3 separate regions of the Homo sapiens genome follow, and regions 1 and 2 are each linked to region 3. The links are chromatin contacts, found by Hi-C or POLR2A ChIA-PET in ENCODE. All regions are on one chromosome and are shown on one strand. Each heading gives the region's core, a stretch centred on a gene start or an enhancer-like site at or near the end of the contact. The rest is flanking DNA. Distances are from core to core; before and after follow the strand shown. Region 1 overlaps PPP1R13B (protein phosphatase 1 regulatory subunit 13B). Region 2 holds the start of PPP1R13B (protein phosphatase 1 regulatory subunit 13B). Region 3 holds the start of SIVA1 (SIVA1 apoptosis inducing factor).

Region 1 (4,066 bases), core at 380-2,879, 920 kb before region 3:
CTGTAGTCCCAGCTACTGGGGAGGCTGAGGCAAGAGAATGGCATGAACCCGGGAGGCAGAGCTTGCAGTGAGCGGAGATCATGCCACTGCACTCCAGCCTGGGTGACAGAGCGAAACTCCATCTCAAAAAAAAAAAGGCAAAAAAAAGTAGATTAAGGCTGGGCACGGTGGCACACGCCAGTAATCCCAGCACTTTGGGAGGCCGAGGCGGGTGGATCATGAGGTCAGGAGATCGAGACCATCCTGGTTAACACGGTGAAACCCCATCTCTATTAAAAATACAAAAAATTAGCCAGGTGTGGTGGCAGGTGTGGTGGCACGCACCTGTAGTCCCAGCTACTCAGGAGGCTGAGGCAGGAGAATGGTGTGAACCCGGCAGGTGGAGCTTGCAGTGAGCAGAGATCGCGCCACTGCACTCCAACCCAAGCGACAGAGCGAGACTCCAAAAAAAAGACTGTACTAGATACTTTTTGGGGTGGAGAGTGGAATGTGAAAGCAATGAGATTTTGCAAAAATCTAGATGTGTAGTACAGCCTCCAAAAACATTGAGAAACCCATTTCTTATCTCATGGTAGTGTAAAATTTTGGTTTCAGTAATTCCTAGCACCAGACTTCTCCTCTGAATATTAGCCAATACATCACAAACTGCTAGAAAGTTATAGTATGATATAGTATATATCACACTATAGATCTATAGTGTGATATCTGGTGTATGATATATGGTATATATAATACTATAGATATATAGTATTATAAAGTATATATAATACTATAGATATATAAATATAGATATGATATACTATATCATTAACCATAAAGCTTCAGCTTAAGAGACTTCGATAACAATTGGTTGTCACCTAACAAAAAAAGCTAACAAAACACTGAGGTTCATTTTTCCATTACATTTAATCATGGAACTTAGCTACTGTGACTTTATTACCAAAAGTATAAGCAGCTACTATTGCTATTATAAAAACAGCATTTTCCTCTCCTAGTTATCCCACAGAAGCCTTAGTATCTAACTACCAGCAACTCTCAAAAAGGACAAGAAACCAATTGGACCATAAGGTATTCTCTATTAAGAGTGATTTTTAAGAGTTTGTTCAATTCCAGAGGCAAATAACCAACCACACAAAGAGACTAAAATTGGGCTCTAATGTTTTTGTTTTATGGCAAGACATGGCAGTATAAAAAGCACGGCCGGGTGCAGTGGTTCATGCCTGTAATCCCAGCACTGTAGGAGGCCGAGGTGGGTGGATCACCCAAGGTCAGGAGTTCGAGACCAGCCTGGCCAAAATGGTGAAACCCCAACTCTACTAAAAATACAAAAAAATTAGCCAGACATGGTGGCGGGCACCTGTAATCCGAGCTACTTGAGAGGCAGAGGCAGGAGAATCACTTGAACCTGGGAGGCAGAGACTGCAGTGAGCCGAGATCACACCACTGCTCTCCAGCCTGGGCAACAAGAGCGAAACTCTGTCTCCAAAAAAAAAAAAAAAAAAGTGCAAGAAGCCAAAACCCATAGTGTAAGGCAGTGTTACCTTTTATGTAACATAAATTGGTTACATTTACAGGATCACTCATTCATTCATTTAGGAAAATTTTACTCAGCCCAGCTTGGCCCTGGGCCAGGCTCTGAGCTAACTTCTGCCCTCACTAAACTTGGAGCAGACACAGAGAAAGGACAGCAGAAAACTATGGTACAGAACTGCAGAATGCCACGAGATCCCACAGAAGGGCTGCCTGCTCCAACAGGAAAGACTTCCCAAAGGACGCCACGGAAGGTTAAGACAGAAAGGAGTAAGCCACAGATGGAATGAGAGGGTGGGCAGATTATGTCCCAAGAAGACAGGACAGACTGGAAACAGCAGGGCCGGACTGCTAATCAACGGCAGATGAAAGCAGGACTGAAGAATCCCCCATTAGGAGCTGCTTTCTTCTGTGCCAAAAACTTGACATTCAAAGAACCATACGAAGATTTGGTTGTTTCCAGCCATGCGTCTTCATTCTATAAGGTGATAAAGGTCCTCCTCTTACCTGTCTTCCAAGTACTAAATAGTAATCTTTTTATATTTTTATTTTACTTTTGCTACTCTTTTCTACTCTATTAACAAAGAAGTGGAGACTCTCAAAATAATCCAGTGTGTTAAATATACTGACTGCAAAAAAAGATAAAACCATGAAGTCTCCCCAGACATAGTAGGATTCTAAAGTGTTTCAGAGAGAAAGAGTGGCTTAATTGTAACAGTATTAATTAAATGCTGATAAAAACCATCCTCTCAAAATTTTTCTAATTTTAATTATAAATCTAAATCCTTTATTTAATCACACTACTGCTGTGCTTGTTAATGTTGCAGCGAACAAGGAAACTAGTTACCTAAAGACATCAATTAGAAAGCATCCTCACAAAATGACACTTCAACATTTTTTTCTTCACCTGTGAAAACTTGCTAAATGCCTATGTGAAATTAAGCAATCTCTAAAGCAAGAATGTCTTTGAACTATAGTGAATCAAAATAATTTAATGTTTTTAAAAAAAATTTTTTTTTAATACAGACAAGGTCTTTCTATGTTGTTGCCCAGGCTGGTCTCAGACTGCTGCTGGCCTCAAGCAACCCTCCTGCCTTGGCCTCCCAAAATGATGGGATTACAAGAGTGAGCCACCCATATCCAGCCTGACATTTTAAAGATAATAAATATTTTGAGGATAAAAACACACATCTATAGTGTATAGTTACTATACACAAGGGTCTCACTATGCCACCTAGGCTGGAGTTCAATGATACCATCACAGCTCAATGCAGCCTCAAACTCCTGGGCTCAGGCATTTCTGCCACCTCAGCCTCTAAAGTAGCTGGGGACTACAGGTGAGCACCACCACACCTGGCTAAATATTTTACTATTTTTTTTTTAAACGCAGTCTCCCTCTGTCACCAGGCTGGAGTGCAGTGGCACGATCTCAGCTCACTGCAACCTCCACCTCCCGGGTTCAAGCGATTCTCCCGAGTCAGCCTCCCAAGTAGCTGGGACTACAGATGCACGCCACCATGCCCAGCTAATTTTTGTATTTTTAGTAGAGACAGGGTTTCACCGTGTTGGCCAGGATGGTCTCCATCTCCTGATGTCATGATCCACCCACCTTGGCCTCCCAAAGTGCTGGGATTACAGGCATGAGCCACCACGCCTGGCCTGTATTTTTATTTTTATTTTATTTATTTATTTATTTGAAATGAAATCTCACTCTTGTCACCCAGGCTGGAGCGCTGTGGTGCAATCTCAGCTCACTGCAACCTCTGCCTCCCGAGTTCAACTGATTCTCTTGCCTTAGCCTCCCGAGTAGCTGGGATTACAGGCACACACCACCATGCCCGGCTAATTTTTATATTTTTAGTACAGATGAGGTTTCACCAAGTTGGCCAGGCTGGCCTCAAACTCCTGACCTCAGGTGACCTCCCCACCTCAGCCTCCCAAAGTGCTAGGATTACAGGAGTGAGCCACCTTGCCCAGCCTCTTTTAGGTTCTTTTTATGTAACAACTCATTTAAAACTCGTAAAACCTAATGAGGTAGGTACTACTATGCCCTCCATTTTATAGATGAGGAAACTGAGACGCAGAGAAATTAAGTAACTCACCCAAGATTACAGGGCTAGGAAAAGACAGTGTTGAGATTCAAACCCAGATAGTCTGTTCCAAAATCTGTACTCTTTACTGCCTCCCAGTAGTTTTCCAAACATACAAACCAAGTATTCATAACTGAAAACTACTATAATAAAACCCCAGCCATCTATAATCCTTAAGGAATTAATTCTTATGAATGGCAGCATTCTCTGAATGGCTGGGGATTTAACCCTTCCATCTCAGGCAAAATCTGAAATTGTGTTGTGCATATGATGGCCACTGGCACACATGGCTATTGAGAACCTAGGGTATGGTTAAGCCAAATGAGTTGTGTCATATACGTAAAATATGTTCTAAAATTTGAGAGACTTAGTATTAAAAAAAAGAATGTAAACTACCCCACTAATGATGTTTTAATATTAACTACATACTCAAGTAATTTTTTTTT
Region 2 (3,996 bases), core at 1,114-3,613, 910 kb before region 3:
GAGAAAAATCTTATTTACATTTTTGGATAGTTTAAAATATTACCAAGTAAGAATGGCATTTCTGAAAACTCCTACTAAATTTACAACCAACTCCAACTGTGTTAATAGAGGAAGGACTCAGTCCTACAAGTAGTATTTTTAGGGATCAAAAAGGAAATACAAAAGTAAAAGCCATACATGAGAGTCTAAGAGAAATACCATCTGTTTCTAAAAGGCATTTTTAAACAAAAGCGGTGTTTTAAACAGGTAATAGACCTGTTTTTTTAAAAAACAGTATTTTATTGTTTTGAGAAATCCGAAGAAATGCCCCAATTCCCAGCTAAACAAACCTCTTAAAAAGGAAACCTGTGAAGGTAGGAACTCAAAACTCTACTCCCGTGGAATAGAGGTAAGATGTCTGAATGAATCATATGGAAAATGTAAGCCAAGTTTCTTAGCAGGATATTTATAATTAAACATTATACAACGACGAAGCCAGCCAAAATTTTTCTAGATATCCTTCAATGCCACCACAGTATGAATGCATCAATCAACTATTACAGGATTTAACTAAAACTACTTTCAAAATTCTGAAACACCATAATGCCTTTCATCAAAATCTAGCTAGTGAGAATTAGGGAGGGAAGTTTCCAAATGCCTTATCTTATAAAGTTAGAAATTGAAAATTCAAAGCCATATTAAGAATAATAAATATTTGTATGACATTCTGTTCAACCATCACTTTTGGATACATCATCCTATTTGATCCTCAGGACAGCGCTCAGATATTGGTACATTTTTATCCCTACTTTAGAGGTAATTCCAGGCTCAAAGACCTTGACTTCTTCAAGGTCACATAGCTAAAAAGTGGAAGAACCAGCGTTTCACCCCAGATCTTCTGATGCTCATCCAATTCTCTTTCCATTACAAGACAATTATTCATTTAAAACCAAATGTTTAGAAACCCAACAAGTCTGATGCTAAAGAAAGACCTAAGGATCAAGTAGATCAAACCTTAAGACTTGGAAAACGCTGAAAGCCGGCTACAAAACATGCTGGAATCCGTTAAAAACGGGGAGAAGAGATTATCAAGAGAAAGGAAATCAAAGAGGAAGAAGGGGGATCTAATCTAAATGTCCTTGGGTGCAGCATAGCAGAATGGCAATATTCAAGTAGAGAATGCAGGGAAACTGCACTTTCCTGTGAAATGTGATTTTCAACGTAGTATTGTAGGTTAAAAAAATGACTGTGTTACTTTACTATAAACGTGTTTGAGAATTTTACTTACGATATAGGCGCTCAGAAAACCAATACCTCTCCAACTGGGTACAACCAGTCCCACATTTTTTCATAAGTCATGATGCTTACCTCCCAAAAAGCCAATTTTTAAAAATCAGAATTCAGCATCCCCTCCTATTCAGATTATAGGTAAAGGGAAGGGTCGGTAGGACGATGGCAAATCTAATGGCCAATGTCTTTCTAGGCGAAAGCATCCTTAAGGGCAGGACAAAGACACCACCACTACAAACGAACCTCGTTCAACCTTCAGAACACGGAGAACAAACCAGTTAAAGCAAAACGAACCAACATTGCAGATACGGGAAAAGGGAATTCCTAAGATGGCTCTCCAAATCCGTGCACTCGGCACCTTTCCTCAGTACAACCGCGAAGGCTACGGGAATGCGCCTGCAGAGTGTGGGAACTCCGGGCGCGGGTGCCCACCCCGCCGACTCCCAGGGCGACCCCAGAACGTTCGTTTCAGGCGGGTCACAGCTGCGCCACCCACCAGACCTGTGCCCCAGCGTCCGACCGCGCACCTGAGAGGACCGAGGAGATGACCGGCCCCAAATGCATCTGCTTCTCCCCGCGGCCGCGGAGGCCGAGCAGGAAGGGCCCGCAGGCGGCCCCGGCCCCGCGCTGACAGCCCGGCGCCGCCCCCACCTGCCCGCCTGGGGGGCGCCGCGGCCGGGCGCGCCCGCCCAGCCACTTCCTTCCCCGCCCGCCCGGCCTCGCACCGGCCCGCGGGGGCTGGGAGCCGCGGGAGGAAGGAGGTTTGGCCAGCGGCCCGCGGAGGAAGCCGCCGCCACCTCCCGCCCGCCCTCACCCACCGGCATCATCGCGGGGAGAGTCCGCGACGCCCTCGGCCGCCGCCTGACAGGACGCTCCGCGCCGAGCTGTGCCCACCGCTCCGGCCGCCTCCTAAGGCCGCGCTCCCGCCGCCGTGCTCTCCGGCCCGGCCGCGGCGAGGCGGCAGCTGCGGCGGGCTGCGGGGCTCTCGCTGGCCCTGTCGCGGCCGCCGGCGCGCTGCGTCGCTGTCCCGGGCACCCGGCCGCCGCCGCCGCCGCCTCAACCTCAGCCTCAGCCTCAGCCCCAGCCCGACAGCCTGCGGCCCGCCCGCCCGGCTCGCTCTTCAGCCCCCGCAGGCCCCGCCCCCAGCGCGACGCCCCGCACGGGTCCCGTAGCCCCCTCTGATTGGCCCGGTGGGAGCGGGGGCGGGGAGAGGGGCGGGGCTTCCCGGCTCCGCCCGCTACCCTCGCTCTCAGCGGCGGCCAGGTGCGTGCGCGTCCGCGCTCCCGGCGGCGGGGGAGGGGCGGACGCGCAGTGGGCACCGGTGGCCTCCCCCGCCCTTGCGTGAGCCCCGACTAGGGAAGACCGCGGACGGTGGGAGGACTGAGGCCCGACAGGGAAGGGCCGGCCCGGGTCCCGCAGCGGATCACGGCAGGGCCGGGACTCGAACCCGGGCTCCCGGGGGCCGACTGTGGGCCGGGAGCGTCCCTGCGGCGACGGCGCGCGCCCGCACTCTGACCGCGGCCTGACCCCCGGCTGCCGGCGCGCCGTGGGGCTGCGGCCCAGAGGCCAGTGGGAGGGGCGCGGGGGGCCCCCGGAGCGAGCATGTGACCCGAGGCCGCGCGCTCGGAACCAGCCCCGGCCCGACGCCCTTGGCTGGCACCTGCTTCTCCCCCACCGGCGTCTTCCGCGGCTCTCGGGGCCGCGCCCCCCGCACCAGCTCCCGAGCCTTGGCCTTCGCCCGAGCGATCTCCCGCCTAGAACCCCGCGCCCACCTGTGCCACCTGTGCCCACCTGCGCCAGCATCCCTCGAGGTCCAGCTCCAGCGTCCCCGGGGAGGGTCCGGTCCTCGTCTCCAGGGCCTGGGTCTCTCCCTGCAGTCCCGTCTCCAGAGGCGCCGCCCCCTCGGGCCTGAGCGCCGGAGTGACAGAGCCCTGGGCAGGGCCCTGAGCAGACCCTCAGTAAAGGCTGCCAGGGGGGTAGGCACCCGCTCGGGGCCCCCCACATGGTGCCATTCGCCCGGACCGCGGCGGAGAGCAGACAGGGGGACTGAGGTGCTCCCCGCGGCAGCACCGAACTCCCACGGGCATCAGAAGGCAAGGTCTGCGGATGGCCCCAGACACAGAAGGCGTAAGCCGCCCTGGGAAGCGCCGGCCCAGTGGAGAAGGCCGCCGCGAGGTCAGGGTCAGTCTGGAGCCTGTCTGGTTCTCGGAGAGGCTTCTGGCTGCTGCAGAGTGGGGGCAGAGCAAGGGAGGAGGCCAGGGAGCTCCCACCAGCCCATTCCTGGGGAGCCACCCCTGTCCCTCAGAGGCCACGGGGGCTCGTGTTTGCGAGTGTGGACTTTCCAGTTAGACAGACTTGGTTCAGCACCGCCTCCGCCACACCCTCGCCTGGGATCCTAAACAAGCCGCATCTTCTCTGCATCGTAGTGTGCTTGTCTCTGTGATGGGAGAGTGTAGGGATAATAGTGCCTGCCTCGTGTCAAGAGGCTTTTTCGGATGCGAGGGATGGAAAGCGCCCAGCACAATTTGTGGCACGTGGTAGCTGTTCCATAAATAGCATTCTGTAGTTGGGCCGTGATTAGCAAGGAGGCTTAGTGTACAGACGTCCCTGGGATTTTTAAACCTATCCACACCTGGGCATGAATGGCTAATGACACCCCTCTTCTGGGAGCAGAGTTTGGAGAGAAGAGGAGGCTCTAGATAATGAGTGATCCTAGGCTGAAAGTCA
Region 3 (4,366 bases), core at 1,856-4,355:
CACGATCCATAAGATTGAAAACAATCCTCCTCTCTGAGAACTTCATCTATTTCTGGGATAAACCAAATCTGTGTTTAGTCACACGTGACTCCAACTGAGTAACTTTCAAGTCATTTCCCTAAGGCAGAAAAAATTCTCCATTATGCCAGCAAAGTGGCAAGGAAGAGCCAAGAATGCTTGATCCCATCCCCACCACAGGGAACCCTGCACGGCAGGAGGAGAAAGGACATCTAAGCTGGAGACTGGTAAGGTTTCAGCCACCCATGGCTAGGAAAGCATACACTGCCTCTGAGGGGGCGTGGGCAGCTGCAACACGGGAGTCACGTGGGAGGGGTTTGCGGGACTCCAGGCATCACCTCTTCACACCGGAGGCAACACCGATGGAGTCGTGAGAACATAGTCCAGGTGTGTCCAGAATTGGTGGGTTCTTGATCTCACTGACTTTAAGAATGAAGCACTAGGTCCTCACAGTTGACTGTTACAGTTCTTAAAATTGTTATGTCTGCAGTTTGTTCCTTCTGATGTTTGGACGTGTTTGGAGTTTGTTCCTTCTGGCAGACTCACGGTCTTGCTGGCTTCAGGAGTGGAGCTGCAGACCTTCACAAGGAGTGTTACAGCTCTTAAGGCAGTGTGTCTGGAGCTGTTCATTCCTCCCGGTGGGTTTGTGGCTTTGCTGGCCTCAGAAGTGAAGCTACACACCTTCCCAGTGAGTGTTACAGCTCATAAAAAGTGTGGACCCAAAGAGTGAAAGAGCAAAGCCCCAAACATGTGGCAGAACACCAACACGTTCCCACTGCCTGCTCGGGCGGCCTGCTTTTATTCCCTTATCTGGCCCCACCCATATCCTGCTGATTGGTCCATTTTACAGAGGGCTGGTCTGTTTTACAGAAAGCTGATTGGTCCGTCTTGACAGGGCGCTGATTGGTGTGTTTACAATCCCTGAGCTAGACACAGAAGTTCTCCAAGTCCCCACAGAGCACTGATTGGTGCATTTACAAACCTTGAGCTAGATACAGGGTGCTGATTGGTGTCTTTACAAACCTTGAGCTAGACACAGAGTGCTGATTGGTGTATTTACAGTCCCTTAGCTAGACATAAAGGTTCTCCAAGTCCCCACCAGATTAGCTAGATACAGAGTGCTGATTGGTACATTTACAAACCTTGAGCTAAACACAGAGTGCTGACTGGTGCGTCCACAATCCCACAGCTAGACATAAAGGTTCTCCAAATCCCCACCAGATTAGCTGGATACAGAGTGCCCATGGGTGCATCTACAAACCTTGAGCTAGACACAGGGTACCGATTGGTGAGTTTACAAACCTTGAGCTAAACACAGTGCTGATTGGTGTATTTACAATCCCTTAGCTTGACATAAAGGTTCTCCAAGTCGCCGCTAGACTCAGGAGCCCAGCTGGCTTCACCTAGTGGATCCCACACCGGGGCTGCAGGTGGAGCTGCCCGCCAGTCCCGCGCCGTGCGCCCGCACTCCTCAGCCCTTGGGCGGTCGATGGGACCGGGTGCCGCGGAGCAGGGGGCCGCGCAAGAGCCCACGGCAGGGGGGAGACTCAGGCATGGCGGGCTGCAGGTCCTGAGCCCTGCCTCGCGGGGAGGCAGCTGAGGCCCGGTGAGAATTCGAGCGCAGCGCCGGCGGGCCGGCACTGGTGGGGGACCCGGCGCATCCTCCGCAGCTGCTGGCCCGGGTGCTAAGCTCCTCACTGCCTGGGGCCGGTGGCTCCGATTGCGGGGCCCGCCGAGCCCACGCCCACCCGGAACTCACGCTGACCCGCAAGCGCCACGTGCAGCCCGGGTTCCCGCCCGCACCTCTCCCTCCACACCTCCCTGCAAGCTGAGGGAGCCGGCTCCGGCCGCGGCCAGCCCAGAGAGGGGCTCCCACAGTGCAGCGGCGGGCTGAAGGGCCCCTCGAGCGCGGCCAGAGTGGGCGCCGAGAGCGAGCGAGGGCTGCCAGCACGCTGTCATCTCTCACAGGGCGAAGCCCACGCCACAGGACGGGTCGGTTCTGTACCCGCCGGGGCAGGGGAGAGCCGCCTCTGGTGAGCAGAACCCCGGAGAAGGGACGACGCGGGTGCACCTCGCGGCATGGGGACACCAAGTCAGACGAACCCGCTGTGCAAGAACATTTTCCACACAGCGGCGCATACCCCCGCCCGGGGGCGCTCGGCAGCCGCACGCGGCCCTCAGAGCGCAGCCCCCACACGCCTTTACTTCTGGAAGGCGGAGACCGCCACAGTGAGGAGCTAAGCCAGCTGAGGCAACACAGAAAAACCCCCGTTCCTACCCAAAACCAAAAAGCGGGGCGCGGAGGCGCGCGCCTGCGGTCCCAGCTACCGGGGAGGCCGAGAAGGGAGGATCGCCTGAGCCCGGGAGGCGCAAGCTACAGTGAGCCGAGACTGCCACTGCACTCAGTCTGGGTGACAGAGCGAGACCCTGTCTCTAAAGGGGAAAAAAGAGCTAGGAAGAAGCGGGCTGCCTCTTAACTTCGGAGAAGTAAATGAGGAACTATAACCAGTGTCTACCGTTTAGGAACCAAACAAAAGCTGACAGGAATCCCGCCACCGACCCAGCCGCCCCAGACTTTGCCCTGGCCTATCCCGCGCCGCTCCTCAAACTAGACCCGCCCCGACGTCGCCCTGGCCTATCCCACGCCGATCCTCAAACGAGGCCCGCCCCCGATGCACAAGCTCCGCCCTCGTTGCACCGTCCTGACCCTCGGCCTCGCCCCCGCCCCCTGGCTCTTCCCGCGCAGCCGAATGCCGCGACCTGGCTCCCACCCTTCGTCGCTTCGCGCCGCATAGGAACCCCGCCCCTAGTCTCTCCTCCCGCCTATCCTGAGCGGCGCGCGCACAAATCTCTCCCACGGACCCGCCCACCCTGATCCTCAACCTGGCCCCTGGCCTTTCCCGCGGCGTCGAGTCCAGTACACCGACGCACGAGTCCCACCCCCGATCTCTCCCTCGGCCTATCCCGCGCCGCTCCGCGCAGGAGTCCCGCCTCCCACTTCGCCCGCAGCCTATGACGCGCCGCGTCGCTCCCTCTCCTCAAACCCGCTCTCGCCCGCGGATGGGCGCGCAGCTGTGACGTCACGGCGTCGTTGGTAAGGGGCTGGCGGCCGGGGAGCTGCGTAGCTCCCGGCCCCGCGGCCATGCCCAAGCGGAGCTGCCCCTTCGCGGACGTGGCCCCGCTACAGCTCAAGGTCCGCGTGAGCCAGAGGGAGTTGAGCCGCGGCGTGTGCGCCGAGCGCTACTCGCAGGAGGTCTTCGGTGAGTGTCGGGCGGGCTGCCGAGGGTCCGCTGCGTCGGGGCCTGGAACGGGCCGGGCCTCAGCGTCCCCTCTGAGGCCTGAGCGGGGGGCTGGAGGGCCCTGCTTTCTGGCCCCGCGTTCCCGGAAGCTGGGAGGCCGCGGGGACACAAGCTGGCCACGCCCAGGGCTGGGGTCAGTGAGGGGGATGTGAGGACCCCAGCGTTCGCCCACCCTGTCCAACAGCCTGAAAGAAAAGGGTCCCTGCCCCTAGCCCCCGCGCCCTCTTCCACGATCCCGGTTAGTCGCCGCCCTGCAGTGAGCGGCACCCGCCTGGTGCTTTCTCAGGACTGTCCCGTGCAGGATGTCCTGGGAGAGGTTGGGGAGCGGGGCGTCCTGCATGGAGTCAACCCGAAGAGTGCCCCTCCTGTCCCAAGAGGTATTCATGGAGCGCGCGGCCCTGCCAGGCACGGCGGCTTTCTCGGGAGACCAAAGGCAGGCAAGACAGATGTGCCCCGTCTCCCGGGAGCTCCCCAGCCTAGTTGGGGAGACCAGCAGGAGGAGTCGCCACAGGTGGTCGGGGCAGGCACAGGTTTGTGCAGGCGCACCTGCAGGGATGGCACGGAAGGCTTCTTGGAAGAACAGTCTGAGCGGAATCCTGTGGGGGCGAGTAGGAGTTAGCCAGGCAGAGGAAGGGAAGGAAGAGGGCGAGGCAGAAGCCAGGCAGCAGGAGAGCGAAATAGGACTCCGTGTGGCTGCAGTGTCCAGTTCTGGGTGGGATGTGAGGGCAGTGAGCTCCCAGGCCTTCTCTGGCTTTCTCCTGTGGATTTCAGGCGTGTTGATCTTATTGATCATCACTCTGACTGGGGTGATTAATACCCTGGGGCAGGTAAAAAGTGGAGCTTACCTTGCCTAGTGATTGGGACACAAAGTCTGCACCTGTAGAGCAGTTAGAGGATGACCCGGGGTGTGTGATTTACCTGGTGCCGCTTGTGCCTTGGGAATGAGGGAAAGACTCTGCCTCCCGAGGTTCCTCTGTGCGGTGTCTCCAGTGTGCTAGGGCTGTGAAAGCGAGTGCTATTCTGGGCCATGGGGAGGTAAGGGGAATGAT

The links. A loop is a pair of places that touch in the nucleus more often than their neighbours do. ChIA-PET counts read pairs that join two places held with the same protein, here RNA polymerase II (POLR2A). Pooled maps may share reads with other maps.
Region 1: POLR2A ChIA-PET joins it to region 3 with 11 read pairs in HEK293. The contact joins the enhancer-like site here to the promoter of SIVA1 in region 3. POLR2A ChIA-PET finds 5 or more read pairs at or near these places in 2 of 52 experiments (HEK293 and Panc1).
Region 2: a loop to region 3 is called in a map of naive thymus-derived CD4-positive, alpha-beta T cell, with 7 times the contacts of the local background. The contact joins the promoter of PPP1R13B here to the promoter of SIVA1 in region 3. A Hi-C loop is called at or near these places in 2 of 168 maps with a recorded cell type or tissue (ascending aorta and naive thymus-derived CD4-positive, alpha-beta T cell), 1 of 37 single-sample maps with no recorded cell type and 9 of 50 pooled maps. POLR2A ChIA-PET finds 5 or more read pairs at or near these places in 1 of 52 experiments (Panc1).

What each region holds. Positions count from the first base shown.
Region 1 is chr14:103,826,887-103,830,952 of GRCh38, forward strand. The region is part of intron 1 of PPP1R13B (protein phosphatase 1 regulatory subunit 13B); the gene reads right to left. Among named protein-coding and RNA genes, the nearest start is that of PPP1R13B, 19 kb to the right of the region's middle. Within about 2 kb of position 1,630, at least 4 of the 41 ENCODE cell types and tissues checked have a DNase peak (open chromatin) inside an H3K27ac peak, as active enhancers do.
Region 2 is chr14:103,845,212-103,849,207 of GRCh38, forward strand. It overlaps PPP1R13B (protein phosphatase 1 regulatory subunit 13B), which reads right to left and starts at 2,364. Exons shown (of 17, transcript NM_015316.3): 1 at 2,088-2,364. The coding sequence starts at 2,096. PPP1R13B-DT (PPP1R13B divergent transcript) reads left to right here and starts at 2,510. Exons shown (of 3, transcript NR_038436.1): 1 at 2,510-2,532. RefSeq lists silencers at 1,874-2,073, 2,244-2,683, 2,704-2,833, 2,854-2,923.
Region 3 is chr14:104,750,042-104,754,407 of GRCh38, forward strand. It overlaps SIVA1 (SIVA1 apoptosis inducing factor), which reads left to right and starts at 3,106. Exons shown (of 4, transcript NM_006427.4): 1 at 3,106-3,278. The coding sequence starts at 3,161. All of the region lies in intron 2 of LOC107987209 (a long non-coding RNA gene), which reads right to left. RefSeq lists enhancers at 2,132-2,221, 2,925-3,426, 3,072-3,121, 3,132-3,201 and a silencer at 2,602-2,971.